Regions from separate parts of the Mus musculus genome. Here all the other regions are linked to region 2. The links are chromatin loops, found by intact Hi-C in ENCODE. Cell type or tissue: heart. All regions are shown on one strand. Each heading gives the region's core, and the rest is flanking DNA. Links, peaks and the distances in the headings are about the cores only.

What was found. A loop is a pair of places that touch in the nucleus more often than their neighbours do. Peaks named below come from ENCODE experiments on the same cell type or tissue, not always from the same donor. Only the 100,000 strongest peaks of a DNase experiment are listed, where the experiment ranks them.
Region 1: a loop joins it to region 2, with 2.5 times the contacts of the local background. A loop is called at or near these places in 2 of 42 quality-filtered maps.
Region 3: it touches region 2 in a loop (5-fold over the local background); 3 of 42 quality-filtered maps call a loop at or near these places.

The regions. Positions count from the first base shown.
Region 1 is chr19:40,229,400-40,235,385 of GRCm38, reverse strand. Pdlim1 (PDZ and LIM domain 1 (elfin)) reads left to right here. Exons shown (of 7, transcript NM_016861.4): 5 at 4,728-4,879. Among named protein-coding and RNA genes, the nearest start is that of Gm41845, 39 kb to the left of the region's middle. In heart, for the core only: a CTCF peak has its summit at 3,390 (motif pointing right); no DNase peak of the experiment used is centred there.
Region 2 is chr19:40,330,647-40,336,632 of GRCm38, reverse strand. The region is part of intron 20 of Sorbs1 (sorbin and SH3 domain containing 1); the gene reads left to right. Among named protein-coding and RNA genes, the nearest start is that of A930028N01Rik, 37 kb to the right of the region's middle. In heart, for the core only: a CTCF peak has its summit at 2,543 (motif pointing right); a DNase peak (open chromatin) is centred at 4,542; H3K27ac peaks cover 1,384 bases.
Region 3 is chr19:40,242,823-40,248,808 of GRCm38, reverse strand. It overlaps Pdlim1 (PDZ and LIM domain 1 (elfin)), which reads left to right. Exons shown (of 7, transcript NM_016861.4): 4 at 5,210-5,403. Among named protein-coding and RNA genes, the nearest start is that of Gm41845, 26 kb to the left of the region's middle. In heart, for the core only: a CTCF peak has its summit at 3,148 (motif pointing right); a DNase peak (open chromatin) is centred at 1,378; H3K27ac peaks cover 1,802 bases.

The DNA.
Region 1 (5,986 bases), core at 491-5,490, 100 kb after region 2:
GCACTAAAGCCCAGCTTTGCCATTCTTTTTTTTTTTTTTTCTAAGACATATTTAATTTATTTTATGTATATGGGTCCTTCATGTGGTTGTTGGGAATCGACTTTTTAGGACCCTGTTCACTCTGTCCCAACGATTTATTTATTATTATACATAAGTACACTGTAGCTGTCTTCAGATGCACCAGAAGAGGGCGTCAGATCTCATTACGGGTGGTTGTGAGCCACCATGTGGTTGCTGGAATTTGAACTCAGGACCTTCGGAAGAGCAGTCAGTGCTCTTACCCACTGACACATCTCGCCAGTCCCAGCGTCACCATTCTTAGCACACAGGTTCCATAACTGTTAGATTTACATCCAAATAGGAAGTTAATCTACTTTGAGAACACCTATAAATAGCATTGTGCCTTCAGAGTCTGCGTGCTCATAAAGAAATACGTTTAATTTTTAAAAAGATTTTTGAAATTTTACTTTATGTATATAAATGTTTTGTCTGCCTGTATGTTTTGTGCATTACATGTGTGCCTGGTATCTGTGGAGGCCAGAAAGTAGGGGGGGGGGCGCTCGATTCTTTCAAACTGGGAATACAGAAGACTGTCAGCCACCATGTGGGTGCTGGCATCTAAACATGAGCCTTTTGGAAGAGCAGATCCAGCCCCCACATTTTATTTTATTTATTTATTTTATGTATATGAGTAGCTGTCTTCAGACACATCAGAAGAGGGCATTGGATTCTGTTTTAGATGGTTGTCAGCCACCTAGGAATTGAACTTGGGACTTCTTGAAGAGCAGTCAGTGCTCTTAACCTTTAAGCCATCTTTCCAGTCCCCTACATTTTATTAAAATTTTTTCCTTTATGTTTATTTTGTTGTGTTTTTGCCTGAGTTTATCTATTACTTCTAGATTTTAAAAAATAGATTCTGTGTAATTTTCGATGTGTCAATCATGTTGTGTAAGTGATTCTCACGTGGTCTTCTTTGACCTTTTTTTTTTTTTTTCATTTTTTCCTGTTTGCTTGGCCCTGCTTGCTCCAGCCCAAAGATTTATTTATTTATTATATTTATTTATTACACTGTAACTGTCTTCAGATACACCAGAAGAGGGCATCAGATCTCATTATGGATGGTTGTGAGCCACCATGTGGTTGCTGGGATTTGAACTTAGGACCTTCGGAAGAGCAGTCCGTGCTCTTAACCACTGAGACATCTCTCCTGCCCCTTATTTGTTATTTGTTTCCCTTTCCCCCCATAGTGCAGTGGCTATAGTTTACAGCACTGTGGGGAGCAGTAGAGGCCAGAGGATGAGACCGTGGCATGTCACTTCTCCCTATTAGACAATGCCATGGGTTCTGTAGATGCACTGTAGCGAGCTAGGGACGTTCTCTCCAGTTCTATTTTTCTGACTGTTTAGTTATTTTTAGTTTTAGTTATATTGAAGTAAAGTCTTGCTACATAGACCAGGCTGTCCTGGAATTCACTGTGTATTCAAAAGAATTTTTGCAAATCTGCCGATAATGTCTATAGCATCTTGAAGACTTGTCTGTGACATGTAATTCGTTTTATATATTGCTGAATTTTATTTGCTATGAAATTTACATCTTTATGAGGGATATCACCTATTGCTTTCTTTTTAAACACTGTCACCTTATTTTATATTAGTATAATATTTACTTCACTAAGTAAGTCAGGAAATACTTGCTTCACTTTGTTCCAGGGAAGAGAATAGGTAGAGTAAGTTGATCTCTCTGAAGTATGCACCTTTATTATGTAGCCCAGGCTAACCATGAACTCTTGAGCCTCCAGAGTCCTGAGAGTGCAGGCCTTTTTATATACACAAATAGGAATCTTTTTGCTCCATTTCTTATGCATGCTTTTATCCCAATTACTTTTTCAGATATTGCGTTAATATCTTACAGCCTAATGTCTAAGTCTTAGGATTTTAGAGTCTTGTGTTGTTTTTTGAATTAGGTTGACTGTGTTTTGGTTAGGGTAATGCATATTGAGAATACTTCATAAAAGTCACAGCATATAAAAAATGCTGTCATATTATTTGAAAATAAATGGTAAATTGTTCTTCTTCCCTCCCTCCCTCCCTCCTTCCCTCCCTCCCTCCCTCCCTCCCTCCCTCCCTTCCTTCCCTCCCCTTTCTTCCTCCCCTCTGTCTCTCCCCTCTCACTCTCTTTTCCTTCTCCCCCCTCCCTTTCTTTTCTTTCTTTCATTATTCCCAAGCCTGTTTGCTGGAAGAATGTATGATGTCCTTGTGGTTTAGTTCTGTTATTTTTAGTGTTCCCTTGGTGGCTTCCAGACATAACATATAACAAATAAGAGAAAAAAATTCATCCTCCAAACATTCCATGGCCTGATCTGGATTTTAAAATAGTCCTAAGAGCAATAGGAAAAAGATTAAGAAAGAATAATGTAATGTGCTTATTATGGTGAGGTTCCAAGCCCAAAACTCAAGTATCAAAAAGGATGGAATTGAGATGGTAGAAGACTCTGGTTTGACTCCACCAGGTGGCCATTCAACCTGCCCCATGTTTTGCTGCAAGGGAAGGGAGACAGATAAGGGTAGATAGAGACCAGCTGCCATGGGCAGGTTACACAAGGGTGGCTGCTTCTATCCAGCCATTGCAAATCAAAGGTGGCAGGTGCAGCCAGCACCAGCCTTATCCAGTAGTAGCAGAGCCTATGTCACCCTTTGTGGACCTTGTTTTCTTTGTTATCAGAATATGTTTGGAGTCCAAGGGAAACCTACCTGGGGCTTTATTCCTGTGTTTGAGTCTTTCGCTTGGAGCCCGAGTATATAAATTTTCCAGCAGGCTGTCCTGTCTTCCCTACCGCTTGTCTCAGAGGAGAGGAAAAAGGACAGCGAGGGAGAGATGAACAGGAAAGGGGTAGTAACTTAGAGGAAATTACCATAGAAAACATACTTTTTCTCTTCAAAATGGACCATGAACCAATTGCACAATGGTGGGTAGGAAATGAGTGAATAGATTCAATGGCTGTAATTCCTTTGCTCTCAGTGGTGTGGAGGGTGAGAGTTCATAGCTCAGCAACTTCAGCTTGTGCGTTTGTGTTTGTACATATCTATCTACACGCAATGATAGTAACCGCCACTGGTAGTTCATCTGATCTTTGTGCTTGCTCCTTCTGGGCACAGTATGTCTTTCAGGTAGCTTCTAAACAAGTTATGCAAATGAGAAGAAAGAGCATGTGTGGGTTGAGAAGGTGGGTCCTCCACAGCCCTGCATTGCTTCAGGGTGAGCTCACAGGATCATGGCGATCATAGCAAGGAGGGAGTGGCATTGATGCTTACTAACTTACCTGGTGCTGGATCTGAGTCTGGGCTACGTCCTGAGACAGACCTGGGCACTTACAGAGAGCAAGGCAATATGTTTGTTTACCTCTAGGGGGAGCCAAAAATTAAAAAAAAAAATCCAGGTAGAGTATGCGGGAGGAGGGTGAGTTAGAGGGTAGAGGACAGGTATGTGTGGTACTGTTGTAAGTCAGGGTCAGTAAATCCTCTCCAAGGAATACACCCTGTGTGTAGCAGGGTTCTCTGGAAATACATGGGGGTCACAGCACAGGTAGAAGGATCAGTAAGAACTTTGCCTAGAATGAGGCTGGCTGGTCCAGTCATAGCTGGAGAGCTGTTCTGAGAAAAGGCCTTAATCTTCAAAGGCCTTTATGAAATGAACATTTATTCCAAAGGTGTTGAACTTGAATACACTTGCGTTTTGTTTATAAAAGCTAAATATTTGGTTCTAGGTCAGATGAGGAGGTTGCGTTGAGCCACAGTGTGAAATTCCTAATTCCTTGGAAATCCGCCTCTGACCTCTGTCGCAAGGCAGCAGAGAGGCAGGCTTACACAGCTGGTGGGTCTTGCTGGTGTACCGTGGTGTGGCGTAATCGTGCAGGGGAGCTGGGAATTTGAGAGGAGTCTGGATAAGGACAGTCTGCCATTGAAGGGCTACCTCCCTTCTACCATTTCTCTGTGGCCAGTGTGGCCAGGCAGCGTAAGCTGTGGCTTAGTGAAAAAAAAAAAAAGGCCCAGCATCATAGTAGTGCCTGCCTCAGCTTGTCTTGGGCATGCAAAGTAAGGGAGGAAGGAGTGGGAGGCATGGTCTGGCTTGCCTGGCCCCCAGGGTCTGAGCCTTCACTTAGTAAAGCCTGTGAACTTTTCCTTCTCTCTACAATCCCTGTGAGTGGGGCAGGCCAAGGCTGCTGCCTCCAGCTAGAGGCACAGAGGCCGGAGAGTTCCATTCTGAAGGACGAGGAGCGTCCGGCAGCGTGAGAAGCACTTTGACATCAGGAATGAAAAGATGAGGTTTCTGCTCATGCGAGGAATGCATGTGCCACCCCCCTGCAAGGGGACTCAGCTGAGTTTTAGTGGCTGGGTTGCGGTTGACATTTTTCCTCTTCAAATTTTTCTCTTGACATAATGTTGACTATGTAATTTTAAAAGAGGGAAAGAAGTCCCCATCTGTGGGAGTAAGCCACAACGTAATTGAATTACGAGACTATTTGGGAAAATAGCCTCTTACTGTATTAAAGTAGCAGCCAGCTTTGCTTACCAGGACCCACTGCAACATTGTCAGGGGAGTTGGAGACATGGGATAATCACTGTCCATTCTTTCAAGTAGTATGTGCTTGCTTGAAAGGAAGTACCTGGTGAAGTTTTGGGACTAACTTTTCACCGTTGTCCTGATGGCTTTCCAAATGTTCTTTTTAGCGTGGTTCAGCCTCATCCCTCCGGCAGCCTTATCATTGACAAGGACTCTGAAGTTTACAAGATGCTTCAGGAGAAGCAAGAATTAAACGAGCCCCCCAAACAGTCCACATCCTTCCTGGTTCTGCAGGAGATCCTGGAGTCAGATGGGAAAGGTAAGGGGCCCTGTGGAGAGAGTCTGTCTCTGCTGGAGCACGGATGAGCACCACACTAGAGAAAGGCTTGCTGTGAAAGGCTGGGTCTTCCTGTGCAGCCTAGAGCTTGCCATCTTCCCCAGAGCCTGAGGTTACATGAGCACACACTACCACTTCTGGCTTGGCATTGACTTTTTAAAAATGTGAATCATTTATTGAAAAGAGGAGAGGAGGGAGAAAGAGGGCTCAGGTACAGATCGCTTGTAGAACGCTTAGAGTAGAACTATGTAATATGCATAAAGCCCTGGGTTCCACTTCCAATGCTTGGGGTGAGGGCTAACTGGGCTGCAGGTGGGTGGGAGTGTTGGTAGTAGGGGAAGGGACAAGAGCGCCCCTCTGGATTATATTTTCTGGCTCAGTCTTAAAAATATTTACTTTTATTTTACACATATGGTTGCTTTACCTGTGTGTATATCTGTTTACTGTATGTACACCGTATCTGCAAAGACCAGAAGAGAGCTGTAGTTATGAGTGATTACTAGTCATTGTGTGGGTGCTGGGAACTGAACCCAAGTCCTCTGCAAGAGCAGCAACTACTTTTAACCACGGGACCATCTGGCCAGTCCTAGTTGCTCAGTCTTCTTCACAGGTTTGAATTTTTAAAAAGGGCTTTGTCTTATCTTTATTTATATATGTGTATGTGGGTGACTGGGGAGGCAAGGAGGGGTGTCAGATCCCCTGGAGCTGGAGTCACAGGCAGTTGTGGGTCATCATATTGGTGCTGGGGACTCAACTCAGTCCTCTGCAAGCGTAGCACTGAGCTATCTCTCCAGCCCCAATTTTCTATTGCTGTCGATTCATTATAAAAAGTGATGTTTTTTTGAGACAGAGTGTCTTTTTGTGTAGCCCTGGCTGTCCTGGAACTCACTGTGTAGATCAAGCTGACCTCAAACCTACAGAGATCTACCTACCTCTGCCTCCCAAGTGCTGGGTTTGAAGGTGTGACCCGTTAATCACTGCCCAGTGAGTGATAGGTTTTATAATGACATTTTTCATTCAAATATATCTTTTACTTGGACCTTATTTTCTCTCCTGCCCTCACACCCTCCAGTCATTCAGTCATTCACA
Region 2 (5,986 bases), core at 404-5,403:
TTGCACACATATGTGTGGGTATATGTCTGTGAGTTGTGGGTGTGGCTATGGAAGTCAGAGCAATGCTATGGGAGTTTTCTTCTCATCCTGAACCCTGGAATCTATCAGGTCATCAGGTTTGCACAGTGGGTGCTTCTGTTTGCTTAGTCATCTTATTGGCCTATTTGTCTACATCAGAATCAGTCTTGCCCTCAGTGGATTCCTGAGGGAAGGGACTGTAGCCAGGATGTACTGGATCTAGAATAAAGATACAGGAGCTGATAGTATGGTTAGGTCCTCAAGCCAGTCCCACCATGCAGAATGTGGAGCCTAGATTTTCATATGGACATGGATTTTTCTTTTATTATTCTGCCAATTCTTAAGAATTTGGCTGCACAGTGCATGCATGCCCCATTCACTTCCTCGTGGAGTAACTGATACTAGGGATACAGGGATGGGTTTATTTTCTCTGACAATGAATTAAAAAGCAAGAGAAGGAAAGAAATGGAAATCTTGGGTGTCCCAGCAGAACTACCGTGTGATATCTTGGAAATTAGGATCCCTTCTTGGCTCCCAATTTCATTAATAAAAGAGTTTTAAAATGGATATACCTGTAGAAGTTTGAGGAGCACTTATTAGAACATAAAAGGGGAAGACTGGGACAGGCAGGCTGTCAACCTCTAGTGCCTAGAAGGAGAAAGAGGGAGAAAGGAACAAAAGCCAGGCTGCTTGAGATAGGCAATTACAGGTCAGCCATGTGACAGCAGTCAGCCTGGGGCCAGCACGGGCGCTTTTGAAAAAGTCAGGAGTTAGGGGGGTTAAGTTAGTTAGGGAGTTTAAAAGTGTAAGTTCTGGCCAGCAGCTGAAAGAAAAATACAGAAAAGAAGAAACGGAAACAATTAAACACCTTCTAAGTCAGTCTTGAGAAAGGCTTACACATCTAGCTGAACCTCATGGTAGTCAGACTGCCAAGGATAACCTTGGAGGAAGGAATTCTGGGAAGGAACATCCTAAAGTGAGCCTGCCTTACTACAGACGATCCTACAGCCAGGATGCCAACCTGCCCCATTGGATTAACCTTTACAGGAAGAGAAAAGGGCATGTCTCCACCTAGAGGTAGAGTCCATTTTTTTTACATGACCATGGTCTCCTCTAACTCTAATCCTCTCCCAGAATGCCCTTCCCAGGGCTTTGCCATGCAGCTCTTACTCTGTCTGAGTTATTTTCAGGGCTACCTTTATCTTACCCTAGGAGATCTGTAGTACATAGCAAGCTCCTACGCTGTATAAAAAAGTTCTGCCTGGACTTTCTCATGCCCAGGCTCACGCTAGTGCTTTATCCGGCCTCTGCGTCTGCTGCAATTATCTGAGTTATTTGTGGATACTTTCCTAACTGTTATTATAAACTCTTCAGGGACAAGACCTATCTTCAGGGTGCCAGGTAGATAAATTTGATAAATTTGAGGTCTGGCAGGGTTTGGTTGCACTGGGCATTTTAACCAGGACTCTCCCCGCCCACCTTGCTTCAGCATTGCTTGGTATTAACCATTGCTGCCTGGCCTTCCCTCTGACCCTTCATGCCTTCTCCCAGAACTGCCCAGAGAAGGCAGCTCAGCGAATTCCTTAGATGTGCCAGCACTAGGCTACTTCCCACAGTAGGAATTTTGGCACGGTCCCTTGATTTTCTGGGGGATCCTCTCACCTTCACAAAATAAGTATAGTGAATAAAAGACAAAGCGGCAGAGGAATGAAGTATATGTAACGGTTAGAAGTGTTTGGAAGAGTAAGTCACTACCATGGTGATCAGTTGGGGCTAAGAGCACAGATCTCAGTGGCATACTTTTAAGTTTATTGAACACTTACTGTGTCCTCTTCACATTTATTCCTCTGAGCATCCCAGGTGCAGGTATGACATGTGAGGAAATGGGTGTCCTAGCTCAGTGTTCTGCACACAGTTCATAGCTGATGATACTCTGGGCCAGGTGTCAGTAGTAGCACCTCACCTAAACTATACTGATTCAAACTTAGTAGGAATGTAGCCAAAAGCATAATAAAGCCAATTTTGAGCTATTGAATACAATATAAGCAAGCCTTTGTAGTACTAGCATTTTGAGTCACTGTCACTGTTTTATTCTCCAACTGTCTCTAGACCTTTAAGTTTGTAATTTTCATCTAACTACCGTTTATCATTTCTGCATATTAAAGCTGTTTTCACCTAACCGAAAGAGCTCTGCTCTGTTCAGCCAGCAAGTGGCACTTAAGGAAAAGCTGCTCTTTCTGAACCCACAGAGAGCAGTTTCCTTAATCTGAGAACAAAACACAACCTGAAGAGCTATAGAAAGCATTGGAGATTTCCCCAGCCCGTAAAAATATACCAGAAGCCTGTGTGCATGTAGGCATTTGGATTTAGGAGCCTTTATTCCACCAGCTTTTGTTTAACAACCTTAAAGGGCACCAAGCTTAGGAAGATTAACCAACAACCTGCTGGAGTCACTGTGGAAGGTGAACCGGATTTGTTAGTGGTAACTTGAATCCAGCGTGGCATATGTGATGCTGAGATCCAGAAGGGGGCGGGCTCCTCTCACTGGATGGAGGAAGAGAGAGATCAAGGGAGACTTTATAGAGAAAAAAAAAAAAAAAGAAGAAGAAAAATAAAAAACTGAGTAGCGGGAACATTATATTATAAAATTTTTAAAAAATGTTTTTTTTTTGGTTCATCACAAAATTCTTTAAGATGGAACTTCTAGAGAACTGTATAGACTCCCTCCCACAAAGCTACATTCATGCAGTGGCCTGTATTTCTTCATAAAGTAGTCAACTGACTTTCAACAGGAAAGATTTAAGATATTTTTAATTATATATATATATATATTTGTGTGTGTGCATATGCGTATGTGTATGTGCCTGAGAATTCAGTGTCCTTATGATGAAAAGTGTGGTTGCATCCCCTGGAGCTGGAGTTATAGGTAGTTTTGAGCTGCCTGAAGTACTGGGAACTGAACTCAGGTCTTCAGCAAGACCGGGGTTATGCTCTTAACTGCCAAGCCATCTCTCCTGGGCTAGAAACTTTGGTCAGTTATGTCCCTTGTTCAGTCTTCCTACCTATGAGAAAGATTGACACATAGAAGGTGCTCAGTAAATACTTGTTTAGTAAGTCTCACATGTTGGGTCGTCATATGTCTTTCTTTAGATATGATACCAAGAGTGACTGCAGGTCATCATATGTCTTTCTTTAGATATGATACCAAAAGTGACTAGCAGCTGGGTGGGGTCATAATGGTAATGAAGTGACAATTGGGCAGTAGAGAGAACAAGGGAATTACTGTAGACTATCAAGGAAGCGGGGCCTGATGGCTGAAGGAGACTGGGGAGAAAGGCGAGGAAGCACCGATTCCTCAGACTTTGTGCTTGAGTGAGGGCAGGGTGGCTGTACAGAGCCAGCTTTGGTTTGGAATGTGTTGGGTTGGAGCTGTTTGGAGAACATTCAGGTAGTGTGGCTGGCAGTCAGCTTGGAGACGGACAGAAAGGTGTACAGGTTTGCTGATGGGTTTCCTACACAATCTCACCACCAGTGTTAATGCTGCAAACGAAAGAAACTGAAGCCAAGAAAATCATCTTGTTTGCAAGCTTTAAAAAACAAACAAACAAACAAACAAACCACCAAACAACTCGAGCAGGAGTGCATCTCAGCTGGGCTGCTGCGTTCTTTGTTGGAATCTGGCTTTTCAGTACCCTGTCCACTGACCCTGGGCCTCTCTGTTACACACATGGAAGGCAGCCTGTCCACTGCCCCACACCTCTGTTACACACATGGAAGCAGCTGACTCCAAGTGATCGCTCACTTTATCCTTCCAGTGAGCGTGGTTTTGTTGAAACCCCGTGACTGGTTCTTCGTCGCACAGAAGCTCAGTTCTCCGCCCTGTGTCCCAGCAGTTCAGTTAGCATACATGGGACTCAACACAAACTTCTCAGAGCTGAGCTTCCGAACCTGACTGGTTTGGTTTAATGTCAGCAGCTGCTAATTCTGGTTGTATCTCAGTCACTCAGCCAAGGGTCCCATGGGACTTCTTTCAGCTCTCATCTTTTTAGATTTAACAAAGTCCTAGGAACTCTATGCCCTTAAGCAAAGGCAGTCCCCACTCTGGTCCTCAGTTTCCTCTTGGGAGCAGTGGAACAAATGACCCATCCTTAGGGTAACTGTTTGAGATGGTGTACTTAAAAACATGTGTTGAGCCGGGTGTGGTGGCGCACGCCTTTAAACCCAGCACTCGGGAGGCAGAGGCAGGTGGATTTCTGAGTTCGAGGCCAGCCTGGTCTACAAAGTGAGTTCCAGGACAGCCAGGGCTATACAGAGAAACCCTGTCTCGAAAAACAAACAAACAAACAAAAAAAAAACATGTGTTGAAGCTCTCGGATACTTCTCTTAATAAGATGCCGCAGTGTACCTCAACCATCTGGGGAAAGCATTCTTTTGTCAGCTTTGTTATCAGAAAGAAAACATTTGTCTGGAGCAACTGCATTCCCAGAGGTTTCCTGAGTGCTGGCTTGTGGATCTGTGGGAAGCAGGAAGAAATGGGTGGGGCACAGAGAGCAGGCAGGCTGGGTGGGGGAGTGCCGAGGGCTGCTGAGATAGATGAGGCCAGGCAGCTGTGGGAGACTAACGGTGGGCTGAAGCGCTGGCTGAGGGTGAAGTGATTCAGAGACACAGGTGGCAGGTGGAAGTTGTCCAAGTTACCCGCCAACAGCAAGGGCCAGGCAGGGCCCTCATGCCACCAAAGTCCTCTGTCCCCTTAGCTGGGGGCTGACAAAGGACAGTGGATAGCTCTTCAGTTGGGGGTTGTACAAAAGGGAGAAAATGGGATGTTACACTGATGTTTAATTAGGAAACCCAAAGTTTAAAAGCCAGTTTAGATGAACGTCCACCTTTTTGAAAGTGGTATCTGTAGAACTACATTCTGGGTTCACCATTTTTAATGGGAGCTGATTTTTTTTTTTTTTAATCAGAATCTTGGGGTGAGAGGGCAGAGTGTTTATGAGCATATCCTGTGGCCCAAAAGCTTTAGGCCTGACCCCTGAGCCTAGGAAAGCCAAATCCTTTTCTCTGGAGGTATGGATGGTCCCTCCAAGCAAACTTCGGTCAGTTTTCAAGTCAGGAAATGAAGGGGTTTTTTTTGTTGTTGTTGTTTTTTTGTTTTTTTGTTTTTTTTTTTTTTGGTTTTTCGAGACAGGGTTTCTCTGTATAGCCCTGGCTGTCCTGGAACTCACTTTATAGACCAGGCCAGCCTCAAACTCAGAAATCTGCCTGCCTCTGCCTCCCAAGTGCTGGGATTAAAGGCGTGCGCCACCACCGCCCAGCCTGAGGCACCTTATTAAGAGCAGTATCCGAGAGCTTCAACACACGTTTTTAAGGACACCATCTCAAACAGTTCCCCTGAGGATGGGTCATGTGTTCCATTGCTCCCAAGAGGAAACTGAGGACCAGAGTGGAGACTGCCTTTGCTTAAGGACATAGAGTTCCTAGGACTTTGCTATATCAAAAAGAATACGAGTCAGGATCTCTAAATTAACTTTTTTTTTTTAAAAAGGAATTTCGAAATTCATGGTTGTACATATCAAGACATATCATTACTCAGCCCATATGCCACCTTTCGCATTTAGAAAATGTAGCCTTTTATTCGTTCCGAACATTCATTGGGTGTCCTTGTGCGCGGTAGAGTCCACGGGCTCTTAGAAATCAAGGCAAGCCGAGGGAAATAGGTCAGTCCAGCCTGGTTCTCTGAGGTTTCTCCAAGTAAGAGATGAGCCTAGAAGGCTGCTTAGCACTTCCTTGGTTTGCGTGTTTCTCAGCCTTGAGATGGGGTTCTCTCATCTTTTGGGTTCCAGTGACTTCTTTTTTCTGTTTCAGCTGAGAAAGGGAAATTCTTTTCATGTATGCTGTCTATAGTAAGAGGGAGGGACCTGTAGCCTCAGGGTGGAGCCCTGAAATCGCTCTTGCAGAGCCCTTAGCC
Region 3 (5,986 bases), core at 330-5,329, 88 kb after region 2:
TATGGGTAAAGTGCGTTCACACTAAGCACAAGGACCTGAGTTTGAACTTCCAGCACCCATGTGTGAAAGCTGGGCATGACTGTGCCCATCTGCAGTCCCATCAATGCGAACTGGTTTGCCAGTTTAGCTAGAAGGCTGAGTTTCGGGTTCACTGAAAGACCCTGTGTCTAAAAATGTGGATTGAGGAAGGTATCACACATCAACCTCCAGTCTCCACACACAAGTGCACGCACTCACAAGTACACACACACACATACACACACACAAGTGCACGCACTCACAAGTACACACACACACACACACACACACACACACACACACACACACACACACACGCATCCAGACACAGATGCACACATACGTAAAACAACAAGAAGAACACAAATAAGTAAGTAAATGGATAACTATTTTTGCAATTTTCAAAGTGGGGTTGTGATTATTATATATTTAACCCCAGAAGATTTGAAATTAAATTTTTCTTTTTAAAGTTTGAGACACTCTTTAGGTTTTTTTTTTTTTTTTTACATAGAAATAGTAATGAAAAGATAACACATAGTTATATATAGCATAGAAATGATATGAAATTGAATCCATATGATTCCATAGTATGTATAAATGGAATGGTTGATTATAAGCCTTACTTTCTTAAAGGCGTCTCGTTAAAATTTCAGAAATGTGGTTATAATTTTTCCTATTTGCAGTAGCCATCATACTAACATGCTACATTCTTTTAGGGATCATTTTGCACCTGGCATGTTGAAGTTGACATGAACATATTATTCTGTGTACGACCTATAAGGAAATTCATAAAATGTTACTCTGCAAACTGGCAGTTGTATAAGCAAGTTTAAAGTATGCCAGAGTTAGTTTTAGTTTTCCTGGTAGTCTAGTCATTGATTAAAGTTACTGTATGTGTTAAATTTTGATGTGCTAAGTTTCCACATAGATTTATAACAATGAGGAATAATTTTGGCTTAACTTGGTCCAAAATGATCACTTTTTACCTGGGCCAACCATCTATGTCTTGGTTATACTTTTTCTTCAGTGCTGATATTTTGAAGATTGTTTTCAGATTAAAAATACATTATTCAGACTCCTTTAAAGGGTAGCTTGACTGTATTTTTCTCATCATTCTTTATTCATACAAATATCTTCCCGCCTCCCCTTTCCCCAGATTTTCCATTTCTGAGACTTCTGAGCTAGAGGGCAAATAGTGAGGGCAGAGTTCACAGATATTGTAAAGAGCTGCTCGCTCGTTCACATAAAGCCAACCAACACCCCAGCTTATCTGAGGTCAACATAGTTACATACCTAGTTTGTATTTCCTCATTATTGAGTTTCCTTGGAGACCAGTAAATACAAAACCCAAACAATGACATCATCCCTTCCAAAAGGCAAGCCCTAAATCCGCCTGCCTTCTGGAAAGACTAGAATCCGCATGGGGGTAGAAATATTTCTTTTATGTACAAACCAGATGCATTCTTGATAGATGCTTTATAAAGCAAGAATCAAGAATTAAAAAAGAAAAAAGAAAAAAACCACCGGAAGGAAAAACTCTACTATTCCCACAAAAGAAAACAAGGGTGGGGGGGGGGGTGGGGAGGGGAGGGGTGGGTTGAGGAGTTGGCTTTTGCTGCCAGGCCTGCCCTGAGGACCTGAGTTTGATCCCTGGGGCCTACGTGATGGAAGGTGAGAATGGATTCTCCTAAATTGTCCTCTGATCTATACTGTGGGCAGTAAGTACGTACATACATACATACATACATACATACATACATACATACATTGTAAGAATGTATGACATGGCTCCCATGGGCTTCTGATTGGAACTCTTTTTGTTTCTTCGGGAAGAGGAGATGGACCCTAGTGAGGCCCTGCCCTGTTCTGCCCTGTGCTTGGTGCACAGACGTGTCACACCATGTCCTTCTGAAGAAGCTTAGAGAAGTGGGCTCAGAGAGGCATAACATGTTCATGGCCAAAGTGTCAGGGAAAATTGGAGGCAAGGCTAAAGACTAAGCATCCTGCGCTGCTCCCAGAACGGCTGTGGACACAGAAGGGTGCATGCTGGGTGCTGTCCTGTGACTGCCCATGGTGGTGATGGGAGCTCCTGGCCTCTAATCTGTAAGTCAGCTGCTGCCTTTCACAGACAGGACTCAGTGGTTTTACGATTCCTTTGAATCAGTGCACATAAAATGACTTAATCATTCCTTATGACCATTCTTTTCTTTAAGATCCTCTTTTGAGATTGTTTGTAGCCAGGCTTGGTGGCAGAAACAGGTGGATCTCTGTGAATTTGAAGCCAGCCTGGTCTACATAGTGAGTTCCAGGACAGCCAGGGGTTCATAGAGAGACCCTGTCTCAAAACAAACAAACAAACAAACAAGAACACAAGCCTCTTTTTATTATTTTTTTATTATTTTATTATTTTTTATTATTTTGTTTTTTATTATTTTATTATTTGTGCAGACATGGACAAAGTCAACTAAACCTCACTGATTCTGACTCAAAAAAAGACATTTACCAGAGTAATAAAAAAGAAATCCTAAGCTGGGCGTGGTGGTGCACGGCTTTAATCCCAGCACGTGGGAGGCAGAGGTCAGCCTGGTCTACAAAGTGAGTTCTAGGACAGCCAGGGATATACAGAGAAACCCTGTCTCAAAAAAAAAAAAAAAAAAAAAAAGGAAAGAAGGAAAGAAAGAAAGAAAGAAAGAAATCCTAACCATAAAAATGTGTTTATCTGCCTTTTACTTTAAATTAGTTTCGTACTGAATTAAACAGTTCTCATTCATAATGCCTTCCAATTAAACACTTAAATTTCATTTTTTAAAAGAGCAGAAAAAGAATGATAGAAGAATCAGAATATTGATTTTTGATCATTTGGATGTTTAAGAAAGAAAGCAAGGTTTAGAAGAATTTTCTTGGGAACTCAGAAAACATGTTGAGCTTAGAAGGCTACACAGCTTGCGGCACTAGAAGTTGGAGTTGATTTTGAGCACTGGTGCTGGGAGAACCTTCTAACTGAGTCATCAGATAACCTGGGATCATTTTTTTTTAAAGTTCTTTTAAAAATTAAAAAAAAATTATATATTATTATATGTAAGTACACTGTAGACACCCTCAGACACACCAGAAGAGGGCATCAGAGGGTGTCAGATCTCATGATGATGGTTGTGAGCCACCATGTGGTTGCTGGGATTTGAACTCAGGACCTTCAGAAGAACAGTCAGTGCTCTTAACCGATGAATCATCTCACTAGCAAACCTATTTTTAAAATTAAAAAAAATTTTTTTAGATATTTTCTTTATTTACATTTTGAATCCCCTTTCCTAATTTCCCTTCTGAAAATCCCCTATCCCCTCCCCACTCTCCCTGCTCCCCAGCCCACCCACTCCTGTTCCTGGTCCTGGCATTCCCCTATACTGGGGCATAGAGCCTTCACAGGACCAAGGGCCTCTCTTCCCATTGATGACCGACTAGGCCATCCTCTGCTACATATATAGCTAGAGCCACAAGTTCCACTATGTGTTTTCTTTGGTTGGTGGTATAGTTCCAAGGAGCTCTGGGGGTGCTTGGTTAGTTCATATTGATGTTCTTCCTATGGGGATTAATATCTAATATATATAAAGAACTCAAGATGTTGGACTCCAGAAAATCAAATAACCCTATTAAAAAATGGGGCATAAAACTAAACAAAGAATTCTCAACTGAGGAATACCAAATGGCTGAGAAGCACCTGAAAAAATGTTCAGCATCCTTAATCATCAGGGAAATCCAAATCAAAACAACCCTGAGATTCCATCTCACACCAGTCAGAATGGCTAAGATCAAAAATTCAGGTGACAGCAGATGCTGGCGAGGATGTGGAGAAAGAGGAACCCTCCTCCATTGCTGGTGGGATTGCAAGCTGGTACAACCACTCTGGAAATCAGTTTGGCGGTTCCTCAGAAAACTAGACATAGTACTACCGGAGGATCCAGCAATACCTCTCCTGGGCATATACCCAGAAGATGTTCCAACTGGTAATATGGACACATGCTCCACAAAGTTTGGAGCAGAGCCTGAAGGAATGACCATCCAGAGACTGCCCCACTTGGTGATCTCTCCTATAAACAACCACCAAACCCAGACACTAGGCAGATGCCAACAAGAGCCTGCTGACAGGAGCCTGATATAGCTGTCTCCTGTGAGGCTCTACCAGTGCCTGGCAAATACAAAAGTGGATGCTCACAGTCATCTATTAGACAGAGCACAGGGTCCCTAATGAAGGAGCTAGAGGAAGTACCCAGGGCTCATTTTTTTTAAAAAAAGGAATGTTAGTTTAAAAACTATAACGAGGCTGTGTGACACACATCTTTCAACCCAGCAATCAGGAGGCAGGCAAATCTCTGAGTTGGGCCCAGCCTGGTCTAGAGAGTGAGTTTCAGAACAGCTAGGGCTACAGAGAGAATCCCTCTCTCAAAAAATAAAATAAAATAAAATAAAATAAAATAAAATAAAATAAAATAAAATAAATAAAAGGTGTTTTGGTTTTGGCATGTTTATACAGATGCCTAGAGAGGTTGTAGCTGTAATTGTTCACCAGATTTCTGGAGGTGGAGCAGGGAATAAGGACTCAGAAACTCAACCTCCTTCGCCCATAGGATCTGGTTTGGACCTGTCTTCCAGAATCTTCCATCTTGTGTTTTACCACAGGGAATGGTAGGCCTTCAGCGCCTCAGCTGCCTTTTCCAACTACTGAGACATGTAGTCAGCAGCTGCTCCTCTTCTTACCTTCTTTCCTTGCTGATCTAACCTACTCGTGTCTGGGGAGTTTATCTTTACCTTTTGACCTGGAGAGCTCCGTGGTAGTCTAGGCTACCTCTCTCTACTTTTTCCTAATCAGCTCTGACTTGGGTACTGGTAGCCCAAGGCATGACATGTTATCCTCCCTAGAGGTACCCAACATCAGCTCTGCTGGGTCTCAGGGGAGGGCCAGAGATGGAGCTGATTGAGAGAGTATGTGGGATTGCAGTCCTACATCTGTGGATTCTTTACCACGTATTGATCACAGTCTCCTTGCCTTTGTCTGAGCCCCTCTGCTCGAAGCAAGGTGAAGTTTAGATTTGAGCCAGGGCTGCTGTAGCTTAGCTGGAAGTCCTCCCTGTACTGTACAGGATAAGGGGTTTAGGATCCACAGCTCCTTGACGTCTCCTCTGCTCCCTGTCTTCAGGAAGTCCTGCACATAGGAAGTGCCCACAACCGAAGTGCCATGCCATTTACTGCCTCACCTGCTCCCAGCACCCGGGTCATCACAAACCAGTACAACAGCCCAACTGGCCTCTACTCATCCGAAAACATCTCTAACTTCAACAATGCTGTGGAGTCGAAGACCTCAGCCAGTGGGGAGGAGGCGAACAGCAGGCCGTAAGTAGAGCCCTGAGGTCTCCAGGTTCTGGGAAAGGGAGACTCTTTCCTTTAGTTTTTTCTAGCAAGGTGAACTACTAAGCCTGGGGGTGGGGGTGGGGGTGGGCATGGGAAACCTTTGACATTGAATTTCTTTACACATGAAAAGGGCTCTTTCCCTCCTCTTTGTAGAGGTTGTAGTAAAAATAAGGAAATGTGTTGCTGGTGCAGTGTCTCAAAGGTTGCAGTGCCTACTGTTGAGCTCACGAATCTATTCCTAGCACATTCATACATTGTATATGGGTTTGGTGGCTTGGCTGTCATTCCAGTAACTTCAGAGGTACAGACGGGATCTGGAACAAACAGGTTGGACAGAAGAGCTGCATGGGTGAGCTCTGGGTTCGGTGAATAATGTAAGGAGCAATGGAAGAAGACTTTGGATGTCACCCTTGGGCCTCCACATGTGTGTGAGCGCCTGTGCACCCACACTGTGACCTGTGGATATCCACACCCATGACAGCGAGAAAAGAAAATATATAAAATGCCTAGCACCATGTCGGACACAAACAGATCTTGTAATGGTGGTGAATCGTTCCTGTCCTGA